2 separate regions of the Homo sapiens genome follow, and region 1 is linked to region 2. Evidence: chromatin loops called from intact Hi-C (ENCODE). Cell type or tissue: endothelial cell of umbilical vein. All regions are shown on one strand. Links, peaks and the distances in the headings refer to the core of each region. The heading gives the core; the rest is flanking DNA.

Evidence for each region. Hi-C counts contacts between places; a loop is a spot of excess contacts. Peaks named below come from ENCODE experiments on the same cell type or tissue, not always from the same donor. Only the 100,000 strongest peaks of a DNase experiment are listed, where the experiment ranks them.
Region 1: it touches region 2 in a loop (2.9-fold over the local background); 8 of 110 quality-filtered maps call a loop at or near these places.

The regions. Positions count from the first base shown.
Region 1 is chr12:94,619,266-94,624,640 of GRCh38, reverse strand. The region is part of intron 1 of TMCC3 (transmembrane and coiled-coil domain family 3); the gene reads left to right. Among named protein-coding and RNA genes, the nearest start is that of TMCC3, 29 kb to the left of the region's middle. RefSeq lists enhancers at 2,599-2,918, 3,259-3,378. In endothelial cell of umbilical vein, for the core only: no CTCF peak of the experiment used is centred there; DNase peaks (open chromatin) are centred at 1,970 and 2,800; H3K27ac peaks cover 2,689 bases.
Region 2 is chr12:94,568,672-94,574,022 of GRCh38, reverse strand. It overlaps TMCC3 (transmembrane and coiled-coil domain family 3), which reads left to right. Exons shown (of 4, transcript NM_020698.4): 4 at 2,286-5,351. The coding sequence ends at 2,588. It overlaps MIR7844 (microRNA 7844), which reads left to right and starts at 2,671; the gene lies at 2,671-2,792. In endothelial cell of umbilical vein, for the core only: no CTCF peak of the experiment used is centred there; DNase peaks (open chromatin) are centred at 2,282 and 3,632; H3K27ac peaks cover 2,466 bases.

The DNA.
Region 1 (5,375 bases), core at 55-5,054, 51 kb before region 2:
CCAGACTCAAGTGATTCTCGTGCCTCAGCCTCCTGAGTAGCTGGGACTACAGGCGTACGCCACCACGCCTGGCTAATTTTTTCGTTTTTTAGTGGAGACGGGTTTTCACCATGTTTCCCAGGGTGGTCTCAAACTCCTGAGCTCAGACGATCCACCTGCCTCAGCCTCCCAAAGTGCTGGGATTACAGGCATGAGCCACCATGCCTGGCCATGGCTGAATAATATTTCATTGTATGGATATGTGACATTTGGTGGACATTTGGGTTGTTTTCACTTTTTGGCTATGAAGAATAATGTTGCTATGAACACTTCTGTGTAAGTTTTTGTGGGGGTATATGTTTTTATTTCTCTTGGGTACATACCTAGAAGGAGTGTTGCTGGGTCATATGGTAATTCTGTTTAACCTTTGGAGGAACTGCCAGAGTGTTTTCCAAAGTGGTTGCACCAGTTTATATTCCCACTACCAGTGTATGAGGGTTCTGATTTCTCCACATCCTCACCAGTGCTTATTATTATCTGTCTTTTAATTACAGCCATCCTAGTAAGTATGAAGTGGTATCGTATTGCAGTTTTGGGTGATTTTAAAAATTTCTTTTAATGAAAGCAGTTGTTATAATCTTTGTACATGAAATAGGTAAATTTTCTTTAGCTGAGAGGCTGGTATAATTAATAATATAAATTATAACTTTTGTGGCTTGCCACATTCCTTCTTACTAGTCATTTCTTGAAGCTGGTTGTCCAAAACCAGGTTGGAGAAACTGTTGTGGTTTGCATGGCTTGACTTTTACTTTGCCGATGGTACTGCACATGAAAAGGCCACCCAGAGCTTCCTGGTCCTCCCCACCATGAGGTCCAGGGTTGGAAGGCTCTGGGCCGTGGCCCAACCTCTGGAAGGGTGTAATGGGTGCCTAGCCCACACGTGTTTCCTTAGGCAAGTAGCCAGGGCATTTATTCGGGATTCCCCCAAGGGGTAGCTGGTGTTGTATAGACGTGGTGGTAGTTGTACGTGGGTGTAGCCAGACTGGCCCCTGTGCCGGTAAAGATGGACACCGTGCTCTCTTTACAGCCAAGCTTTACAGGCTGTGAATTCGCTCCTGAAGAATAAGAAGCATAACAAAATGTACAACACCTGTGAGAGCAGAAATAAGTGCTGGTTGAATGAAGGAATAGCTCTGGCTTTGGGAGCCAGGCAGCATTCTAGCCTGGTAGCTTGAACAAGCTGCTTAAGTACTTAAGCTTTCTGAGCCTTGGTCCCTCATCTGCCAAACAGAGGTGGCATTGCCTCAGTTACAGGGTCCTGACGTGATGACGTAAAAGTGCCCAGCTCATGGTAGGCACTCAACAAATGTTAATTCTCTTCCCTTAAGTAGCTCTGCTCAGTCCACTCTGCTTAGTCTCAGATTTTTTTTTTTTTTCCTGCAGATTTAGTCCAGGTCCAGAACACAGGATTGATTGTATTGTTTAGAATATCTTTTCTTTTCAGAGAAATAATGAGCTCTTGGCAACATTAAGTATTGATGGAAATGAATATTGCAATTTGGCAGCTGCTGATTGACACATGTTTGCTAAACAGCTACTCAAATTTCAGAAAGCTTGCCTAGAAGAAGAAGAAAAGTAAGATATCCCAAGAATATTTTTTACCTTCTTTGCCTAGGTATTTATTTGTAAAATCATTTTCTTTGGAAAGTTCCAGCTGAAACATGAGCTAGCTTTGGCTGAAGAGTTCAGGTGAGCCTACATAAAAGATTAAACTTCAGTAAATACAGAAGTGTTGAGGTTTTTTTGGAGCCTCTTTGCCTTGTAATTTTTTTTTTTTTTTTAAGAAAGAGCTGGTCTTTTGGTCACTGGGTCTTTTTTTATATCTGCAGGGAAGTCATAGTAACAGGCTCCGTGTCTGATTGGGTTCCATGGCAACAAAGGGTTGTGACTTTATTAAAGGAGAGTTGAGCATGCCAAGAAAGATAAAAATCAGAGTATGGAAAATGTCCGACCAGATGAATGTGTTTTTTGGATCACATGTGCCCTGGACTAGAAAGGTTTCCTGAGTCGACATCAGTCTCCATTACAGATTTGAATCGCACTGGGTTATCATTAAGGTCATAGGGATCAGTGCTTATTTTAAAAAAGAAATCCATCTACTTCTTTGCTTTTACCCATTCATTCTTCCTTTTTTAATGTCTCGGTATATTTACAAAAATCAAAACAGTGATGGTAAGTACCTAACAAGAGAGGATTCTGGCTTTTCAAGGGAGAAAAGAAATATAACATATTCTTTGTGGAACTGATTATAGCTGTATGTTGTGAGATCGTGTGGGAGGGCCAATTAGAGGCAATTATATCTCGATTGAACTCTCCCTGAATTAAAGCTTGCTGGATGCTTTCCAAGCTTGGGGGGTTTGGTTTCCCATCCATGTTTCTCTTTGATGGGTTTGGAGATCCTGGTTTCAGGCCATGGGTGTGGAGTACTCCTCTCTCCCAAAAGTAAGGAGCAGGCTGTTGCCATAACCAAAAGTGTGTGGTAATTAGAGGTCTTTTGCTGAAGGTACTAATATTTGACCAAGAAATGGTGTGATCCGAAAACTTTGAATTGTCCTGTGTTCCCGCTTCACCTGGTTGTTAACTGTGTGGGGCTGGGTTTACTTTTCTATGAAATGTACAATTGTATATTTCTCCTACTGATACTGAAAGTGAAAGAATTCCGAGGGCAGGTTGACGTTGGACACTTTACCATGTCAGTCATCCTTTAAACCAGTGGTGCGTTCTGACATGCCCCTGGGTTCAGGCTTTATTAATCACTTGGGGCCTCTTCCTGGTGAATCAGAAACTGCACAGATACTGGGGCTCTCATGATTACACATAATATAACAAGCAGTATTGGTCTAAGAGGGAAGAATTAGCTCACCAGGTTTCACAGCTCCCAGCTATCATTAATCAGCTATAAGTCCTTGGTGAAATCACTTAAACTTCTTGGGCCTTGATTTCCTTATCTTAAAATGAGTTTGACCTAAATTGGTGTTTCCTAACTTTCCTGTTTAGATAAAGAACCTGGGGTACTGCAGAACCTCCAGTAGAGATTTCCTGATTCACTGGTCTGGGGAGTGGGAAAGATCACTGGGGCTCCATCCACTCTTAACAATTTGGTGTTCGGGATATACTGATCTAGCTCAATAGTTTCAAACTACTTGGACATAAGAATGGGGTGGAGGTGGGAGGTAGAAAGGCGGCTGTCAGATGCACAGTCCAGGTTCTGTCCCTGAGATTGCCTGAAGCTGTAGCTTGAGAAACACCAGCCCCAAAGGCTCTTCCACATACTGGTCCTCACTTCCTCGAAGGAGCCAGAAGAGCTGTGTCAACTGAGAGAGCCTGGTGGGTTTGCTTACCCGCAGTGTTAACTCTAAACCCCATATCAGTGTTTGAGAAAGTTACTTATTTTAAAATCTTAGAGTACTGCAATAGTTTGTTCATAGAATTCTCTGTGCTGTGTTTCTTTTGGATAACACAGCGTTTTCTAAGCATGGTTACTTTAGGTGTGCACGAGGCAATGCCAGCCACATCCAAATTACCTGTGGAGCTTGTTAAAAAATATACAGAAGATTCAATGTGTCCTTCATAGGGCCTGGGCATCAATCTTGCTTAAGACCTGAAGGATTTTGTGTTCTTTTTAAGGTTTAGGGCAAAACCTTACAAACTGACCCTACCCTAATTTCCTCAGTGAAATCGACTTTAAGTATAAACACGCATGTTTAGCACAAGGGGAATGGTTTACATTGAGCCACTTAGATTGTAGAAGAGTCAGCAACACATAAAGTGCCTTAGAGAAAAATACCCTGACCTGGTTAATGATTAAACCATTAACTGCTAAAGCAGACCCATTCTAATGTATATCTGGTCTATACAGTTTCTATTTGTGCCTAGTTTTTCTAGTTCGTGTTTAGCAAAGATTAAGTGATATTGTTTAATGAAGTGTTTAGTAGCTCTAAATGATAAAGGTTCACATTTTTTTCTATTAAGTAGCTTAAGTGTGAATTCATTTGAAAAAAAAAAAATTCCACAGGCCCTGCACAGTAGCTCATGCCTGTAATCCCAGCACTTTGGGAGGCCGAGGCAGATGGATCACCTGAGGTCAGGAGTTCAAGACTAGCCTGGCCAACATGGTGAAACCCTGTCTCTACTAAAAATACAAAAATTAGCTGGGCATGGTGGTGGGCTCCTGTGATCCCAGCTACTCGGGAGGCTGAGGCAGGAGAACCGCTTAAACTTGGGAGGCGAAGGTTGCAGTGAGCCGAGATCGCGCCATTACACTCCAGCCTGGGCGACAGAGCAAGACTCTGTCTCAAAAAAAAAATAATAATTATTAAAAAAAAAAAATTTCCACAGTACTAAAGGGCTTAAAGCAAAATTAAAGTGTCTTTTTCCAGCTTCTTGTCCTTTTCCCCAGAGATAGCAATGATAATAATGTTATGTTTCTTTTTTTTTCTTGAGACAGTCTCGCTTTTGTTGCCCAGGCTGGAGTGCAATGGCACTATCTTGGCTCGCCGCAACCTCCGCCTTCCGGGTTCAAGCGATTCTTCTGCCTCAGCCTCCCCAGTAGCTGTGATTACATGCACCCGCCACCACGCCCAGCTAATTTTGCATTTTTAGTAGAGACAGGGTTTCTCCATGTTGGTCAAGCTGGTCTCGAACTCCCGACCTCAGGTTATCCACCTGCCTCGGCCTCCTGAAGTGTTGGGACTATAGGCGTGAGCTACTGCGCCTGGCTGCAATGTTATGTTTCTTATGTGTCTTTACAGAAATAGTCTTGACACAAAATATACATATCTATTATTTATTTAACCAGTCGCCTATTGATATGCGATTTAAGTTCCTCCCAGGATGATGTTTTTTCATGTTTCTTTTGCTTTGTAATACTGTATTGAAAACTTGTGTACATTTTTCTCTATAACCATATTTAGATAAATTTCCAAAAGCAAAACTGTTAGGTCAAAGGGCATGTGCCTTTTAAATGAGAATAGAGGCAAACACATTGTCCTCCCAAAGGTTGCACCAATTTGTAGGATAAATCTTTTATTTTCAGAAGGATTCCTGGGCTCAGCTGAGTCTGATGCAGCAGGCAGCTATCCATGTCTACTAACCACAGGAAACTCAGGGGCCTCTGCCTGGAGGAATGACATGAGCTATGAGAAAGAGGAGAATGTAAAAGGTGTTTAAAGAGTTCAGAGAGAGAAAAAGCTAGGGACTGGCTTAGTAGGGAATCCTGAATTTACAAGGAGAGTGCTTTGGGTCATAGGTTGCAGGTCCTGATCTGGGTTTTGAAGAAAGTAAGGCAGCCCTGGGGCATAAGGTAATAGTGAGAAAATCCTGCTCTAGATCAGGCA
Region 2 (5,351 bases), core at 352-5,351:
CTGGCTCTGTGCTGGAGAGGACAGCAAATGCAAGATGGGCTAGTTCCTGTCCTCAGGCAGCGTATGTCTTGTGGTTGGGGAGGAGAGCTGAAGGGAGACTTGATCTCATCTCATGGATCAGGAAAGGCTTCCCCAGGGATGTGGCAATCAAGGCGAGACCTAAAAAATGAGTGGGAGATCCACGGGTGAAGAAGGGATGGAGTGGGGGAGGCACATGTCTCAGGCAGAGTGTACTGAATATGCAGAAGCCCTGAGGTGAGTCTGTGCTCCTTTTCAGAACTTAGAATAAAGCTGTGTGTGGTGGCTCGCACTTGTAATTCCAGTCATTCAGGAGGAATGGAGGCAGGAGACCAGAGGTTGAGGTTGAAGTGAGCTCTGACTGTGCCATTGCACCCTAGCCTGGGCAACAGAGTGAGACCCTGTCTCTTAAAAGAAAAAAAGAACTTAGAAAAGGCCAGAGTACTGTGACAGGGCAAGCGGCTGGCATGAAGTCATTAAGTGAGGGAGGAGAGGGAGCTGAACCTGGCCTTGCAAGGCCTCAGAAGGCCATATTAAAGATTGTAAAGGTTTTATGAAAAGGAGTGATACCAAATATGCATCCTTAAAAGACCGCTTGGGTGGCTGTGTGGAAAATGGATTCGTAAGGGTGGGGAACAAAAGAGTGTATAGGGAAATTCGTGTAAGGTTATTGCAGGCAGGAGATCCCGGTGACTTAGATTGGGGTGCTGACCGGGTGGAGAGAGAACCGGACCAATTGAGCTAGAAACTGGATGTTGCCTCCGTGGCTGGGCGACGGGTTGGATGAGAAGGGTATCAGGGTATGCCCGTTAGGCTTCTGGTATGAGGAACTGGGTGGATCATGGTGCTGTACTCTGAGAAGAAGGACACTGGAAGGGAAGAGGGTTGACTGCAGGTGTTGGGTAGCTGCAATACATGAAGCCACATTTGTACGTGTTGCATTTGAGGTGCTTTCAGGAAGCTCTGATGGAGATGTCAAAGAGGCATGGAGATCTGTGAGTCAATCTCAGAAGAAGAACTGGCCTAGAGATACACTTGTAGCCATCTGTGTCTTAGTAATTGAAGACTTGGCATGGACGAGATCCAGGGAGATAGCCTCGGATGGTGTCCTGAGTAACACCGCGTTCAGAGAGCAGGTGAAAGCACAGTTGCCCCACAGTCAGCCCCAGTCCCTTCCCCTCCCTTCTCTCGCCTTCCTCCGCCAATCTCTAACTGATGGACAAAAATCTTTGAGCGGTGGAAATAAGGACTGACCATTGGAGATCCCACACACTCCTTGGCTGAAAGGTGGAGTAGTCACAAAGTGGAACCTCCCTCCTTCTCTGCTTTGTCCCTGATGGCACCAACAGGCACCAATATTTTATATCACTTTATTTCAAAAATAGGTAAAGTCAGGCTGGGCATGGTGGCTCACGCCTGTAATTCCACCACTGTGGGAGGCCATGGCAGGCAGATCACTTGAGGTCAGGAGTTTGAGACCAGCCTGGCCAACATGGTAAAACCCTGTCTCTACTAAAAATACAAAAATTAGCCAAGCGTGGTGGCGTGCACCTGTAATCCCAGCTACTCAGGAGGCTGAGGCAGGAGAATTGCTTAAACCCAGAAGGCAGAGGTTGCAGTGAGCCGAGATCACGCCACTGCACTCCAGCCTGGGTGACAGAGTGAAACTCTGTCTCAAAAAAAAAAAAAAAAAAAAAAGATGAAGTCGGCTGGGCATGGTGGCTCACACCTATAATCCCAGCATTCTGGGAGGCCGAGGTGGGCCGATCACGAGGTCAGGAGATCGAGACCTTCCTTGCCAATATGGCGAAACCCCATCTCTACTAAAAATACAAAAATTAGCCAGACATGGTGGTGCGCACCTGTAGTCCCAGCTACTTGGGGGGCTGAGGCAGGAGAGTTGCTTGAACCCAGGAGGCGGAGGTTGCAGTGAGCTGAGATCGCACCACTGCACTCCAGCCTGGCGACAGAGCAAGACTACATCTCAAAAAAAACAGGTAAAGTCAAAAAACTTAGCCATACTTCCTCATTTATGGTATTTTGTGGTTGTATCCACATGCTCTTCTACTCGTGAACAACAGGAGAAAATGAGCCTGGGATTCTTGTTCCACATCTTTGTCTATCACCATCATCATCGGTTTGGGGATTTGCAGCCGCCTGGGCATTGGGCTTTCTGAGCTGGGGCTTTTGTGTACAGCTGAGCGAGCACTCACGTGTTGCTCACCATCCCAACACCGTTTGACCCTTGCTCTCCCTCTTGCTCACAGGAAGCCTTGGAATCCTGCCAGACTCGCATTTCTAAGCTGGAGCTCCACCAGCAAGAGCAGCAAGCTCTGCAGACAGACACCGTGAATGCTAAAGTTCTCCTGGGGAGGTGCATCAACGTGATCCTGGCCTTCATGACTGTCATCTTAGTGTGTGTGTCCACCATCGCGAAGTTCGTCTCACCCATGATGAAGAGTCGCTGCCACATTCTTGGCACCTTCTTTGCCGTGACTCTTCTTGCTATATTTTGTAAAAACTGGGACCATATCCTGTGTGCCATAGAAAGGATGATAATACCAAGATGAAGCCACTGGTTCCTGCCTTCAAGTTCTTTCAAGTTTTTATTTTAAAGAAAACTCTGTGCATACTACCAAATTTTACAGTGAATGATTGTGCGGACTCGTGTGTAAGAAAAACTAGGACTGTGTGGTGTAAATAACTACAATTCTCTTAACTCCGTAGCAGTTGCCAACTCAGTCCTTGTACTTCGTTAACACGAATCTGTTTCAGAGCTCTCCTACCTTGCTCACTGCCTTAATCAGACCGATTTCCTGCCCACCTGACCAGCCCAGCGTGGTAAACCTCTGTATATTGAGACCTTGGCATAATTGGTGATCCTGAAGAAAGAGGTCTCTCTCCTAAGTCTCTGTCAGAATTGAGCTTCACAATTGCTAATGGTTGTTTTCTGTGAGTCCTATAAAAAGCAAGGATATGCATGATTCAGGGAATGAAGAATCACAGGCTTGGGCAGTGTTAAACACTGTGGCCTATGGTCCCCGTGTGATCCACCCTGCTTCTCTCCAGGGGACCATAGGTCCCGTCATGTACTCAGTGTCCACAGCAGTCAGTCGTGTATGACCCTGTAACGTGGAAATCTTATCACACACCTGTTATCCAACAAGTCTACCTGAGGGGTTTTGTTACACTTTAAATGGGAAGGCATAGGGATTTATGAATGGGGCTTTCACCTTCTCATACCCAGGCAACCAACACCTGATTTTGTCTCAACTGGCTAGCAAATGCCCAGCCTTCAGAGTGTGCAGGAATGTTTTCAAATCCCTCATCAGACTGTGACTTTAACATTAATTTGGAATCCTGTGAGCACTACTCTGAAGGTTTGTGTTTTGGCAAATCTTTTTTCTTTTTTGAGACAGGGCTCTGCTAAATATTGCTCAGGCTGGTTGCAAACTCCTTGCTTCAAGGGATCCTCCCACCTCAGCCTCCCAAGCAGCCGGGACTGCAGGCACAAGCCACCATGCCTGGCTGTTTTTTGGCAAATCTTGATTGTGATAAGCCCCCCTGGAGGATATGATTCACTTTATGTGATTCATCTTATTCACAGGTCTGTGAGGGACTGCAAAGCTTACTCAGGAAATGAAAACAAATGATGGTCATGTTGCAGTTTTTTCCTTGAAGGACAACCGAACCATAGCCTCTAAAGTTCAAGTGCACTGAGGTGTCGGAACGCTGAAAGCATGAGGAAACGAGGACGTAGGGTGTGACTGAATGGTGGCTAGATTAGTGGGAGCAGTTCACCTGGATGAAGATTGAGAGCATCGTCTTTGAGAAGTGAAAGACTAGCAAGAATAAAATAAATTAAGTCCAGTGTTTGAGCCAAGGTTGCCACCTGTCTCTTAACATCTCACTGAACATAAGTCCTGAGGTATTAGGACGACCATACTGCCTCTGAGCTGAAAACATTCAAAAGTTCACATCCCTGTTTGGGGGATACCATTCACCGCCTTCAGCCCAGATGATACTTTCCTTTAAATCTGTGTCTCTGTGTGTATAACAAAGAGGAAGATGGAAACAATGTTCATGGAAACTGCTGTTGAGCCCCTTGTCCCACCACTCCCGCCATCTGCTGCAGGCAGGAAGGCATGTGAGTGTACGTTTTCTTCCAGGAGACATCAGGTCCCCCTGGATTCAAATTAAGTGCAATATTTTGCAAACAGCTCTTCTTAGGGAAATCTCCTGAAGGAAAAAAATGTGACAGAATGTTCCATAGTCTGAGAGAATGGAATCGTTGAGCATTTAGTACAAGTCCAGTGTGTGTGAGCGGGACTTAGGCAGCTCAAGCTTGCTTTTTTTTTTAAGCGTACAATTGAGTGGTTTTAGTAAATTCACAAACTTGTTCAACCATCACCACTATCTAATTCCAGACTCACGCTTTTTTAAACAATAAATGTCATTTCATGAAATCTTTGGTGATAAAGTATTTTGGATTCAGAGAAGAGCTCCCTTACCAGTCCCACCCTGATCTCATGGCTGTCTCTCCTTTCATTGTCAGACTCCCCCTGGTCTACCGCGTTGATGTGTATACACTGATCTTTCAAGTCTGGGAGACAGATAAGGAGGCCAGGTGCAAGGCAGGGAGGCAGAGAGAATGTTGTGCTTCCTTTAGCTTTTGTATTTCGATGGCCAGCATTACCCTTTACCTGTGGGCATCAGACTCAGCGTGGGCTGAGTGCTGAGTGTAACTTACACTCCTAAATCAAGCTGGGGCCTGGGTGGGCCCCTCTTGGTATCTGTGAATCTTTCCAAGCACCACTTCGGACACACCAGGGATTGAGTGCTGCTGTTAGTTTAGAGAAGGAGAGATGTCTAACCCTTGAGGTGAAGGGCTCTGGGAGGGTCCAAGAAGACGTAGGCTTCATTTTCACACCAGCCCACACCATTCCAGTGCTCAGCCTAGCAAATGTGCTTTAATGCACACTTCTCAGACCTGTGATCCGTGTATCTTCTCCCCAGTGACAGAAGTAGAGAAGAGAATGGAAAGCAGCACACTCCGTCCCCTCTAGTCTGGAGCTGTTAACAGAATCTGCTAGAAACTAGCTTTATTCTAACATACCGTAGGATCTAAATCCTCCTACCTGGATCATGAATTCCTTTGAAATAATTCATATTTTCATTGACTCTCACTAAATGTCAAATAACCTTGTTTTCACTTGGATAGGCTCAACCTACCTGGCATATTTATTTTGCAGTCTTGTTGAAAGTTCATGAAACTTTGTACTTTTTAATAAGATGATACACTCGAAGGAAACTTTTAATCTCTGCAGTTTATT